Regions from separate parts of the Homo sapiens genome. Here region 2 is linked to region 1. Evidence: chromatin loops called from intact Hi-C (ENCODE). Cell type or tissue: lower leg skin. All regions are shown on one strand.

Region 1 (2,500 bases):
CTGCAGTGAACTGCGATTACCCCAGCCTGGGCCTCAGAGCAAGACCTCAGGTTTTTGGGGTTTTTTGTTTTTGTTTTTAAAGGAAGGTGGCTGGGCACAGTGGCTCACACCTGTAATCCCAGCACTTTGGGAGGCCAAGGCAGGCAGATCACCTGAGGTCAGGAGTTCGAGATCAGCGTGGCCAACATGGTGAAACCCCATCTCTACTAAAAATATAAAAATTAGCTGGGCGTGGTGATGGGTGCCTGTAATCCCAGCTACTTGGGAGGCTGAGGCAGGAGATTTGTTGGAACCCAGGAGGCAGAGGTTGCAGGGAGCTGAGCTTGCGCCACAGCACTCCAGCCTGGGCGAGAGAGCAAGATCTGTCTCACAAAAAAAGGAAGGCAAGAGGCAGGAGAGGAGGGAAGAGAGTGCAGGTGAGGCCAGGAGGCTTGCTGAGAGCAGCTGTTGCTGGGTGGGTTGGATACAACTCAGAGGGAAGCCCAGGAGGGTATGGACCAGGGGTCTCCACCTAGCTTGGATGGGGCTGGGCCTGCTGTCTGCTGGGGTGGGGGACAGGCAGAGCCCCCCTGGTGGCATCTAGCGGTGGTCGGACCAGTCCTGGGCGCTGTCTAGGACTCAAATGCCATATGACACTGCAATTCACTTCGCCTCCATTCGTCACCTGCAGAGCAAGGGTGGCAGCGCCCATCTCACAGGGCGCAGGGACCCAGTGCCCCTTCAGGCTGCAGCCCTGGCCTGGGGGTTGGGGGGTAGGGAAGCAGGAGCACCAGGAGACGAGAGCTCAGCCCCGGAGGAACCGTTGGTCCCTTCTCCATCCATGGACAATGGGAGGAAGGAGGAGGACATCAGGGTGTTGGGGAGCTGAGGGTCTCGGGAGCACCAGCTAGGAAGCTGCCCCTGAGTGACTTGCTTCAACCCCACCCCAGATGGGGAGGGCTCTGCAAGACTTGGACCAGGGGCCAGCCACTGTCCCGCCTCCACCTCCACTCCTCCTTCCGCACGGAGGGTTAATCTGCCCCTGCCCCTGCGCTGTATGGAGGGAAATGTTGTCAGGTGTTCACCGGCCTCCGGGTCAAGAGGAGCCGCTGCTGGCAGTCAGGGTCACTGACTTGGTACTCAAAAACCCTTACTGTCCCTCCTTGGGCAGAGTCCCCGCAAGGCTGGCTGGACCAGGACGTGAGTGGATGTGACCCGGGCTATGTATGTGGAGCCCGGGCACAGCTGATGGAGAGCAGTCACCCGGCACGAGGTGACCAGCGAGAGCTGCGCCAAGCAGGCCGCCCGAGATGGAGCTGGGCCCACGGGTGCTGAGGAACGGCTGGGACCACACTGCAGGTGCCATGTGTGCACAGAAGGCCCTTGACCATATGCACAGGTGCCCCCGGCCCTCAAGCACACATGGGGACACATGCTTGCAAACGGCTCAACCCTCAGCAGGGAGTCGGAGAGCTGTGGAGCCCCAAGTGCCACAGGGGCCAGGGAAGTGGCGGGAGCCAAGTGCCTGTGGGTGCCGGGAGTCCTCCGAGCCGAATGGCTGCAGGCCAGGGTGCAAGGCCCAGCCCGGGAGGGCACAGCCGCCTTCCCCAAGGTCCAAGGTCCCTTGCAGGGGTTTTTCCTGTGGGCGATGTCCTGTCCATGTCGAGTGCTTTCCATGTGGCCTCTCGGGTGGACGCCAGCATCATCTCCCTTTGACATGAAGCAGAGGTGCTGGGTATGCACTCATGTGAGCTGTGCCCCTGGCTCCTAGACCCCTCCCAGCAGGTGCCAGCCCTCTTCCTGCCCTGTGCCCAGATCTGGGCCCCTTTGGCTCCCTGGGGTCTGGGCAGGGGGTTCTGAGCTCTGCCCTGCGAGGCTGACCCTGGGGCCTGGGGGTCCCTGGGGACTGAGCCCATTCAAAGCTGTGGTCTGAGTGGAGGAAGTGGGTTGGGATGGCCCCACAGGTGTCTTTCCCCTCCACCTTTAACTTCTAATCGAGTAACTCCGGCACAGGACCGAGTCCCCCAAGCGGCACTGAGGCATTTATTTGAAGGACACAGACCCCAGGCCTGGCCTCCAGCCTCCAAGTCACCTGTGGCTGCAGGGTCAAGGCAGAGGCTTTAAGGATGACCTTGAAAATTAAAAAACTAAGACAAAAAGCATAGGCGGCGCGGACACCTCCCCTGCACAGCACTTTGGTTCTTCTGGTCTTTTAACAAGAAATGGTTGATTTTAGGGTTAGATTATGCAACTACTCATTTTCAGAAAACAGAAAACCCCCTGGACTTCAATTCAGAATCTGATTTCTAGGCTTCCACCCATGTGGTTCCACTGGTGTCCTGCAGGGCTTGTGAGCGGGTCCGAGTGCCGCTGTCTCCCACAGGACTGCAGGGCAGTGTGAGCCGGGTGTGCCGCCTGATCCAGCCCAGCAGCCGAGCCCCAGCCTCCGCCCCAGGCCTTGCTTTCCTTACCAGAACTCGAGATTACCGGCCTCTCACCAAGTACGGTTGCGCTTTCAGTC
Region 2 (2,500 bases), 300 kb after region 1:
TTACGTTCACTATCAAAGATAGGACTGAGTCCTCAACCTGTGTGATGTGTCACCATCCATCTCTAAGCGGGTAGTGTAGACAGTGTCAGAACTGAATTCAATTAGAGGATGCCCAGCTGCTGCCCACTGCAGAACTGATGGCCTACCTCCTGTTGGGGAGAAATCCCCCCTCAAATCTGGAGTCAAAAGCATGTTGTGAAAGTGTAGTGGTAGAAACCCAAGTTTGTATTTTCTACTCAAGCAGAAACTGTGATTTTCAAACTTGTTTAATAGCAATGAAACTCTTTCTTAAAAAAGAATTAATGGCCAGGCGTGGTGGCTCACACCTGTAATACCAGCACTTTGGGAGGCCAAGGTTGGGCAGATAATCTGAGGTCGGGAGTTGGAGACCAGCCTGACCAACATGGAGAAACCCTGTCTCTACTAAAAATACAAAATTAGCTAGGCATGGTGGTGCACACCTGTAATCCCAGCTACTTGGGAGGCTGAGGCAGGAGAATTGCTTGAATCCAGGAGGTGGAGGTTGCGGTGAGCCGAGATCGCACCATTGCACTCCAGCCTGAGCGACAAGAGCGAAACTCCATCTCAAAAAAAAAAAAAAAAAAGAATTATGCAGGCCAAGGTGGCTCATGCCTATAACCCCAGCACTGCAGGAGGCCACGATGGGTGGATTGCTTGAGCCCAGGGGTTCGAGACCAGCTGGGACAACATGGTGAAACCCCGTCTCTACTAAAAAATATTAAAAAAAAAAATTTAGCCAGGCATGACGACATACACCTGTAGTTCCAGCTACTTGGGAGGCTGAAGCAGAAGAATCACTTGAGCCCAGGAGGAAGAGGTTGCAGTGAGCCAAGATCGTTAACACTGCACTCCAGGCTGGGTGAGAATAAGACTCTGTCTCAAAAAAAGGTGGGGGCGGGGGGGCCGGGCACTATGGCTCACGCCTGTAATCCCAGCACTTTGGGAGGCCAAGGCGGGCACATCACGAGGTCAAGAGATCGAGACCATCCTGGCCAACATGGTGAAACCCCGTCTCTACTAAAAATACAAAAAATTAGCTGGGCATGGTGGCACGTGCCTGTACTCCCAGCTACTCGGGAGGCTGAGGCAGGAGAATGGTATGAACCCGGGAGGTGGAGCTTGCAGTGAGCCGAGATCACGCCACTGCACTCCAGCCTGGGCGACAGAGCGAGACTCCGTCTCAAAAAAAAAAAAAAATTATTCAGAAATTATTTTTATTTTTGTTTTTTATATGCTTTTCCTGAGCTGTATATCAAAAAATTTTATACACCAAACTGGATAAAAGTTTAGCTATTCTAGTTTATAGAGTTCGGCCCTGTAGCCTCACCCCCAACCTCTCAGCTCCACTAAGAATGCGGTACAAAAATGGCAATACCATGGAAACTGACCTGTTGCCAAGCAAGCAGAGAACTAAGCAACAACTCAAAATGATAGTTAATCATCTGACATATAAAATCTTAATTCAGTCTGGGAGTTATCAATATCTGACATTTAAAAAGAGCCAGAAGGGCTGGGTGCAGTGGCTCATGCTTGTAATCCCAGCACTTTGGGAGGCCGAGGCGGGCGGATCACGAGGTCAAGAGATCGAGACCATGCTGGCTAACGTGGTGAAACCCCGTCTCTACTAAAAATGCAAAAAATTAGCCGGGCATGGTGGCGGGTGCCTGTAGTCCCAGCTACTCGGGGGGCTGAGGCAGGAGAATGGAGTGAATCCAGGAAGCGGAGCTTGCAGTGAGCCGAGATGGCGCCACTGGACTCCAGCCTAGGTGACAAAGCGAGACTCCGTCTCAAAAAAAAAAAAAAAAAAGAGCCAGATGTTTAAAAATCTTAAAAACATGGCTGGGTGCAGTGGCTCACGCCTATAATCCCAGCACGTTGGGAGGCCAAGGAGGGTAGATCACCTGAGGTTGGGAACTCAAGACCAGCCTGACCAACATGGAGAAACCCCGTCTCTACCAAAAATACAAAATCAGCCGGGTGTAGTGGCACATGCCTGTAATCCCAGCTGCTTGGGAAGCTGAGGCAGGCGAATCCCTTAAACCTGGGAGGCAGAGGTTGCAGTGAGCCTAGATCATTGCACCACTGCACTCCAGCCTGGGCAACAACAGCGAAACTCTGTCTCAAAAAAAAAAAAAAAAAAAAAAAAGAATAGTTAATTCAAAAAACAACCTATCTCAGCCAGGCGCGGTGGTTCACTCCTGTAATCCCAGCACTTTGTGAGGCCAAGGTAGAGGACTGCTTGAGGCCAGGAGTTCAAGATCAGCCTGGGCAACATAGTTATACTCCACCTCTTTAAAAAAAAAAAAAAGGATGGCGGGGCGCGGTGGCTCATGCCTGTAATCCCAGCACTTTGGGAGGCCGAGGCGGGCGGATCACGAGGTCAGGAGATCGAGACCATGGTGAAACCCCGTCTCTACTAAAAATACAAAAAATTAGCCGGGCGCAGTGGCGGGCGCCTGTAGTCCCAGCTACTCGGGAG

Evidence for each region. Peaks named below come from ENCODE experiments on the same cell type or tissue, not always from the same donor. Only the 100,000 strongest peaks of a DNase experiment are listed, where the experiment ranks them.
Region 2: it touches region 1 in a loop (2.9-fold over the local background); 2 of 110 quality-filtered maps call a loop at or near these places.

What each region holds. Positions count from the first base shown.
Region 1 is chr14:102,913,948-102,916,447 of GRCh38, reverse strand. No RefSeq gene overlaps it. Among named protein-coding and RNA genes, the nearest start is that of AMN, 7.5 kb to the left of the region's middle. RefSeq lists a silencer at 1,676-1,725 and enhancers at 1,333-1,833, 2,177-2,500. In lower leg skin, no CTCF peak of the experiment used is centred here; a DNase peak (open chromatin) is centred at 1,282.
Region 2 is chr14:102,613,553-102,616,052 of GRCh38, reverse strand. All of the region lies in intron 2 of RCOR1 (REST corepressor 1), which reads right to left. Among named protein-coding and RNA genes, the nearest start is that of RCOR1, 22 kb to the right of the region's middle. In lower leg skin, no CTCF peak of the experiment used is centred here; no DNase peak of the experiment used is centred here.